2 separate regions of the Mus musculus genome follow, and region 1 is linked to region 2. Evidence: chromatin loops called from intact Hi-C (ENCODE). Cell type or tissue: heart. All regions are shown on one strand. Links, peaks and the distances in the headings refer to the core of each region. The heading gives the core; the rest is flanking DNA. Region 1 has its middle 16 kb from the start of 4930453N24Rik. Region 2 has its middle 25 kb from the start of Gm33971.

Region 1 (4,399 bases), core at 145-4,144, 140 kb before region 2:
CCCTCCCTATCCCTCTCCCCCTCTCCCTCTCCCCCTCCCCCTCTCTCCCTTACCCTCTCCCTCCCCCTCTACCCCCTCCCTCTCTCCCTCTCCCTTTCTCCCTCTCCCCCTCCCCATACCCTTCCCCCTCCCTTTTCCTCTCCCTCTCTTTTTCTCTCCTCAGTAAGTAACAATGCAAAGATTATTTAGGAGTCCATTAAGCGAAAAAAGTCAGGTTTCTTAAACAGTTATTTGCCAAGCATAAACATTTACAGTTCCTAAAAATTCCCTGCCCCCATCCCAAAAATTTACCTACCCTACTGTATCCTTGTTGGGCTATAAAGTTTATATTTAAAATGTTAGCAATTCCTCTGCAATTCAGCATAGTTATTTTTGATGTGCAAAATTCTGGCTTTTTTTTTTTCAGACTTGAATGACATAAAGTAGCATTGCAGACCTTCATTTCAGCGCTGGCTTCAACATCCCTCACCAGAATAATATCAATGGGGAGGGACTGAGACAAGCCCAGAGAGCAGCAGTCTGAAAGGGGATACAATGCTACAGAAGAGCTCTTGCTTGCCTAACTGCATGAGCATTTAGTTTCAATTCTTTTTTTTTTTTTACAAAAGCCCTTTTATAAAGCCATTTTTAAATAAAACAAACCAAAAGGTTTACAAAAAAAAAAAAAAAAAACCCTACAGAAAAAGAATAACTTGTTTCATAGGTTCCCAAGAAGGAAAAAAAAAATAAAGAAGACAATATCAACATGCTCAACAATAAGGGGTTCTTTTCCTTACTTCTTAATACAAAATACAAACAAAGGATACACATACTTAAAACAAACTTCAGGAGCAGACAACAGTCCTGGAAATCCTTCAATCAGAGCAAGGCAGGAATTTGTTGTTGCTGTTGTTTATGCAAATGCATACAGACCAGGATATGTAAATGTATGAAATGAAGTTATCACATCAGACCATCACATGAGTCTACCAATGCATGTTGCATCTATAGTAATTCTATAATAATAATGTTCATAATTCATGAATATGGTCAACAAAATTATGTTTACTTCAGTTCGGTGACATTTAAATTAAAGAAGAAAAACCCTTTAAATAAAGTGGTTACATTCAAACTTTAGCTTCCTTCGTACCATGCTGCAGATTTCAGCACTGCTAAAGTATTGCAAGAATGCCCAACCCTCTATTGTCTAACCATATATCAAGCTGCACTGCAGTATGAAGAAAAGGATGCCAGGCTCTCAGCCATGGCTGAAGACAGGCTAGCTTTCTGACCCTTTCTGCTCAGAACATGAAAGATTAAAGACTAAAATTGAGAAAGACTAGGAGATTTTTAGAACTGGCAAATTAAGTCTAAAAGATGAATGAAGGCAAATTGATCGTGGCGGCTGAGCAACCTGGCAAAGTCTTATGCCTTGCAGAGGAATGAAGTATGGAAGGTTCGCTGCAATGTGTTCACGGTACGCAGACTATGGAGAGCTCTTACTTACAAATCTTGTAAAAAGTACTTCCAGAGGAAAAGGGGAAAAGGTCACTAACTTCCAGAAGACAAAGGTTTAATTGCCAGACACTTACAAATCCCCTCACCCAATATACAAAGTTTCCAGGGTGCACAGGAGACACACAGAGCCAGGGAGACTGGACACCAGAATAGAAAACACATACTGATTGGATGCCCTTCTCCTGCCTGGCCCACAAGAATCCTGTGACTTCTCCTTAGTGATGATTAAAATCTGCTTTCTAAGTCATGAGCTCAGCTACTAAAATTCATTGTAGGCATCCCATGGGGCCTCCCACCCAGTCTCCTCAAGTGGCTATCCCACAGCCCCTCCCTCCTCTGCCCCAGGATGGGAAAGTCATCACAGCCATTGTCAACCCTTGTCATGGGCCAATCATTCAAAACAGACTTGGGGTTGGGAAGGTGAGGGAGGGAGAGAGGTAGCAAGAAGCCTTAGCAGGAAAAGACGTCTGCTGTCAGGATCCACGACCTGATTGTAATCTCAGATACCACTTTGAAAGAAACCACTCCTGAAAGCTGTCCTCTGACCTACACACACACACACGTACAATTTTAAATTTTACATAATTAATTTTTAAATTTTAAAAAAAGATTTAGTTATTGTTATATGTAAGTGCACTATAGCTGTCTTCAGACACACCAGAAGAGGGAATCAGATCTCATTACAGATGGTTGTGAGCCACCATGTGGTTGCTGGGATTTGAACTCAGGACCTTTGGAAGATGAATCAGTGCTCTTAACCACTGAACTATCTCACCAGCCCCTTATATAATTAATTAATTAATTAATTAATTAATATAAAAATTGTTTAATAAAGCAGAACATGGGGTCTCTTGTTTTGTGGTGCTATGCTGGAGTTGGAGTGCATATGCAGACCGACAAGTGCTCTGCTGCTAACTTGCAACTCTTTGAGACAGGACTTCAAAACTATCACAAACTTCAGGACCTTCAGACAGATGTATTTTTTTGTTGGATGACCAATAGGAAGCCAATCCTTTGATGTGGACAGAAAACACTCGGAGAACTGACTTGGCCACAAGATGTCAGTAAATTTCCACATTCTGCTTTGCAATGCTGCGAAGGGGGCTTTCCTTCCAGATGATGCTAAGAGGCATCCTAGACATCTGGTGCTGAGCAAGGAAAGGATAAAGGGCTCTAATTCTTCTTAATACTAAGTGAAAAACTGTGAGCAACCAAGAAGGGATGCAGATGCAAAGAAGAAGCCATCTGCAATATATCTCATGCTATCTGGACCTTTATAAATTTGTTTCTAGTAAAATGGAATCTAGTCTACATGTTTAAATAATTAAAATTTGATGATTTAAAGTTAATACTCAAGAGTGGAAAAACTAGAATTTTTATCAAAATCCTCAGGAAATCAGTAACTTGTGTCAGCAGGACAAATCCATTAATTGGAACAAATTTACTTTAGAAAATAAAATATATCTTCTCATTCAAAATTGACTAAGAAAACCCTAATTTGTTTATATTATAACCCTTCACTTAATCTTTAAATTTTACCTATTCGGGGGAGGGGGGTTGTTTACAGTTTCAGAGGCAAAAGTCAGCATTTGGATGGCTCTAGTGCACAGGCCAGTGATGAGGCAGAACATCTATGGTGGGAAGTAAATAACAGATCAAAGCTATCACATCATGACCAGAAAACATAGAGAGAGCTCACTTTTATAGGCCTTTTTCCTAGAACTCACTAAGCCATGAGTCCAAACATAAATTAGTCCATTCATGAGATCAGAATCTTCACAAGAGCCCAAACTTTGGCCATTTTTTTCATAGTAGACATTAGGAGATATTGACAATCTAAGCCATAATCTTCCACCCCAATTTAAAAAGGCTCGCATACCTCTCACAATACAAGATACCTTCAGTCTATCTGCAATTGTTTTCCTTGACTTGGTACCAGCATTGCTCAAAAGTCTGAAGTCTTCTGAAACATTGGCAAATTTTCTCTCCTCTATTTTTTTAAGTTACCACACAAAGGCATGCATTTATTTCCTTATAGAATCTTCATACATGTATGTCATTGAACTGTGTTCTGATCCCTCTCCTCCAGTGCCCCTACTCTCATGTCGAGGAAGTGGTCCCCTGCCTCCCACTAAGAGGTTCTGCTCTTCTGTCATTAGCATCACATTACTCTCTTTTGTCCCCCTTCATCTCTTGCTTAGCTTTGAGATCTCTTCCTCTCATCCCATGGTCCCCTTTCAGACACACATGCAGTGAGGAAGGCAGAGAGAGAGATAGAGAATGAAATTGTACATATGAGAAAAAAATGGCATATTTGTCTTTCTGAAGCTGGCTCATTTTACTTAATGTAATGATCTCCAGTTGCACCTGTTTTTCTGCCAATCTCCTGCATGATCTAAAATGTTTTCATGGCTTCATAAAACTTCATTGTGCATACGTATACGTATTTTCTTTATCCATTCATCTGCTGGTAATATATAATCCTGTTCCATTTCTTTGGTAATGAGAATAGTCAGAAATAGGCATGGACCAGCAATATTTCTGTGGTACGTTGACTTAGAGTCTTTTGGGTATTTATATGTAGGAGCTGAATAGCTTAGTCATGTAGTCGTTATTTTTAGTATTTTGAGGAACCTACACCGACTTCCCTAGTGGCTACACCAGTTTTCATTCCTATTTACCCACGTGGATGCTGTCACCATTAGAGGTAGCTCAGTTACTCATGGTGGCATATGAGATTTATTGGGTATTACTGCGATCAGATGGTTGATTATATATTCCCCCAATACCCATGAAAAACAAAAGTCACGATATCAGAGTGTAGACTAAATTCTTAGGAAAGAAAGAGAGGAATGATGGGAATGATGTCAATAATCAAGAAAGAGGTGAGGGGGGCCATGGT
Region 2 (4,399 bases), core at 73-4,072:
GATCCCATTACAGAAGGTTGTGAGCCACCATGTGGTTGCTGGGAATTGAACTCAGGACCTCTGGAAGAGCAACCAGTAGTCTTAACCACTGAGCCATCTCTCCAGCGCCCAGAGTGAGTTCTTAAGCAGAGTTTAGACAGATACTGGGGTCATGTTATCAAACCTTAAGTCCTCAAGTCTCAGTGACTCACCTCCTTCAGCAAGGCTCTGCTTCCCAAAGGTCCCACAAACAGTGGCACCAACTGAAAATAAGTTGTGCCTATGCGAGATACTTCACATTCAAACCATGTTTGTTTTCCTATTCTTGTTCTTTCTTTCTTTCTTTCTTTCTTTCTTTCTTTCTTTCTTTCTTTCTTTCTTTCTTTCTTTCTCTCTCTCTCTGTCTTCCTCCCTCCCTCCCTCCCTCCCTCCCTCCCTCCCTCTCTCTCTCTCTCTCTCCCTCTCTCTTTCTTTCTTTCCTTCTTTCCTTCTTTTTTCACAAGATATGACTATGTAGCTTTGGCTAGCCTGGACCTTGCTGTGTAGACCAGGCTGGCCTCAAATCATAGAAATCCATCCACCTTTCCCTGCCTCCCAACAACAGGGATTAAAGGTGTGAGCCACGATACCTGGTCATCTTTTGACAAGTAATCTATTTATAGCTTTATATTTAAAGTTCTTTTTACATGGCAACACAGATTCAGGTCTTGATTTTTTTTTTATTTTTTACAAAAATAAAAATAATAATTTTTATTTTTCTGGGATTTTATTTTTTAATTTTTCAAGACAGGGTTTCTTTGTAGCGCTGGCTATTCTGTATCTCACTCTGTAGGCCAGGCTAGCCTCGAACTCAGGGACCTGCCTGCCTCTGATCCAGAGTACTGGGATTAAAGGTATATGTCACCATCTCCTGGTGTGTTTGATTTGTTTAATCCAACCTGACAATTTTTTTTTACTTAGATACTTGAAAAACAGATCGAATATGCTTACTAACAAGGCTAAGCAGGCACACTCAGATACACCACACACACACACACACACACACACACACACACACACACACTCACACAAACACATGTATATATACATACATATACACAAGGTACTATTCTGCTCAAATGTGTCATCTTATTAATATTTATTTCTATTTAAGCTTTGTGTCTTCTACCTTATTTGCTTTGTTTTCCCTATTTTTTTTTCTTCCCTTCATTTGGATTAGGATTTGTATGATTTTCTTTGAGTTCCCCTCTTTCTATTATTACATGTCTGTGTTTCATCTTAGTGGGGATGTTAAGGTTTCTACTATGCATCTTTACACTGTCATGCCTACCTTCGAATAACATTATGCTACTTCAAGAACAACATAAACCCTCGTGGTTTTACGCCTTTCAGCATCTTTTCCTGACCTTTATATTGCTGTGTAATTTTACCTTTTCATACATTACCAACTTCACACTATGCTGTGATTATTGCTGTTTAAAGCCATTCAGCTTAAAAGCTTTGAGTGGGAGGAAACACATGTATTCACTAACACACTTGTTATCTCCAGGGCTCTTTGGCTCGTGGTACAGAGCTTACTGCCATATTTCTGTTCTAACTGAAAAGTTTCCTTTCATAACCCGGACAGTGTGGTTATATTAACATCTTCCAGCTTTCGTATGTTTAAATATGTCTTTAATCTTATTTTAGTAATATTTTTATTTAGCAAGAATTAATTTTTTTGTTCCTTCAAAGCTTTAAAATTACCGCTCCTTTGTCTTCTAGCTTGTCTTGTTCCTGCCATTATGAAATTTTCTACCTCTGTAAATATATTTATATATTTATTTGGTGGACAAGTCTCTCTGTGGAGTCCGGGTTGGCCTGAAGTTCTCCATAGACCAGGCTAGCATTCAACCTGTCTCAGGCACAAGTCACCATATCCAGCTATTACTGGATTTTTTTTTTTTTTTTTTTTTTTTGGTTGCCTCACTTTAAGATTTCCCTGGCCAGGAGTGCTTTGATTGTGATATGCCCTGGTATAGATTTCATTCTGTTTCTTTTATTTGAGTCCGTTGAGCTTCCAAGATTGGAGGCTTTATAGTCTGTATCCGGTCTGGAAAACAAAGTCAGCGATGTTTCTTTAAACTTTTTTTTCTTCCCCTTTCCTCTTCCTTCAGTGACTTAAAAGTATGTGCAGGTTAACCCGTGTTTCCTGAGCAATAATTCATTGTTCATTTAAAAAGTTTTCTGGGGCTGGAGAAGTGGCTCAGTGGTTAGCACTCACTCTAGCCTTGCCTGGCTCTCTCCCAACTGCCTCTGGTCTACTGCCCTCTTCTGGCCTCTGTGATAATTCTACTATTGCTATTGCTATTGCTATTGCTATTGCTATTGCTATTGCTATTGCTATTGCTATTGCTATTGCTACACACACACACACACACACACACACACACACACACACACACACACCTGATCACTCTCTCCTATGTGTATCTTCTAATTGTTCAGAATATTAACAATTCTTTCTCTTTTTAATTAATTAATTATTTTTATACTCCATATTTTATTACCCCACCCCCATTCACCCTCCTACTGTTCCACATCTCACACTTCCTCCCCACCTCTGTCTCCACATGGATGTCCCCACCCCCATTCCACCTGACCTCTAAACTTCTTGGGACCTCCAGTCTTTTGAGGGTTAGGTTCATAGTCTTTGAATAAATACAAACCTGGCAGTCCTCTCCTGCATGTGTGTTGGGGGCCTCATATCAGCTGGTGTATGCTACCTATTTGGAACAATTCTTTCGATAACTTTACTCAACACGTTCATTTCACACACTACTTTTTTTGAAAATTTATTTATTTGTTTTATGTATATGAGTACACTGTCGCTATCTTCAGACACACCAGAAGAGGGCATCATATTCTTTTTTTTCTTTTTCTTTTTTTTATTAGGTATTTTCCTCATTTATATTTCCAATGCTATCCCAAAAGTCCCCCCTCCCCTCCCCCCCACCCCCCTACCCACCCACTCCCACTTTTTGGCCCTGGCGTTCCCCTGTACTGGGGCATATAAAGTTTGCAAGTCCAATGGGCCTCTCTAGCTAGAGTCAAGAGCTCCAGGGTACTGTTTAGTTCATAATGTTGTTCCACCTATAGGGTTGCAGATCCCTTTAGCTCCTTGGGCACTTCTCTAGCTTCTCCATTGGGGGCCCTGTTATCCATCCAATAGCTGACTGTGAGCATCCACTTATGTGTTTGCTAGGCCCCGGCGTAGTCTCACAAGAGACAGCTATATCAGGGTCCTTTCAGCAAAATCTTGCTAGTGTATGCAATGGTGTCAGCGTTTGGAGGCTGATTATGGGATGGATCCCTGGATATGGCAGTCTCTAGATGGTCCATCTTTTTGTCTCAGCTCCAAACTTTGTCTCTGTAACTCCTTCCATGGGTGTTTTGTTCCCAGTTCTAAGAAGGGGCAACGTGTCCACACTTTGGTCTTCGTTCTTCTTGAGTTTCATGTGTTTTGCAAAATGTAACTTATATCTTGGGTATTCTAAGTTTCTGGGCTAATATCCACTTATCAGTGAGTACATATCATTTGAGTTCTTTTGTGATTGGGTTAGAGGGCATCATATTCTGTTACAGATGGTTGTGAACCCCCATGTGGTTGCTGGGAACTGAACTCAGGTCCTTTGGAAGAGCAGTCAGTGCTCTTACCTGCTGAGCCATCTCTCCAGCCTTGATAAACTAGTTTTAAGCTCTAAAATCTTCAGATAGCTCTTTTCAGTATTCATGCCTCTGCTGATGCTTTAAAATGTATGGAATACAGTTACATTTTGAAAAGGGATCTTTCTTATTAATTCGAACATGTTTGCTCTTTAATGTTTTTGGCTGAGTAGATGGCTTTTCCGTATTGTGCTACACTTTCTGCTTCGTTGGATGCCCAATCATTTGTGTTGGTCTGTTTTACTTTGCTGGGTGTTGGCTACTTCTATAATCCTATAAACATTTTCTGAACTTGGTTCTGAGTTTTATGTTTCTTGAAAAAGAGTTTGGTTCTTATGTTTTTGAATTTAAGCTTTTAGAGGATTTCACAGCAGCTCAGTGCTTTGGCGAGTGTTGCGTTATCCCTATGGTTGAAATAAGACCTGGTTTGTAGTGCTCCTGGTTTTTATTGTGTTACAGGTTTTCTAGCAGGCCTTCTGGAGACAACACTATTTCTGTTTTTTTGTGAGTGTAGGTGGGGGCACTGCTGGCTCTGTAATAGAAACCCCAAAGAGATGATGTTGGAGCAAGTGGCAGAATTACAGTGAATATTTCAGTTAGTGTGGGCAGGACACGGTGCTCTTAGGACAGGACTGTTGAAGACAAAGACAAGTCTCTGGAAACAGAGTCGCAGAACTGGGCTTCATATAGTTAAATTTATTACATTTTTTCATCT

The links. A loop is a pair of places that touch in the nucleus more often than their neighbours do. Peaks named below come from ENCODE experiments on the same cell type or tissue, not always from the same donor. Only the 100,000 strongest peaks of a DNase experiment are listed, where the experiment ranks them.
Region 1: a loop joins it to region 2, with 8 times the contacts of the local background. A loop is called at or near these places in 12 of 42 quality-filtered maps.

The regions. Positions count from the first base shown.
Region 1 is chr16:64,752,358-64,756,756 of GRCm38, forward strand. No RefSeq gene overlaps it. Among named protein-coding and RNA genes, the nearest start is that of 4930453N24Rik, 16 kb to the right of the region's middle. In heart, for the core only: a CTCF peak has its summit at 2,549 (motif pointing right); no DNase peak of the experiment used is centred there.
Region 2 is chr16:64,897,012-64,901,410 of GRCm38, forward strand. No RefSeq gene overlaps it. Among named protein-coding and RNA genes, the nearest start is that of Gm33971, 25 kb to the left of the region's middle. In heart, for the core only: a CTCF peak has its summit at 2,278 (motif pointing left); no DNase peak of the experiment used is centred there.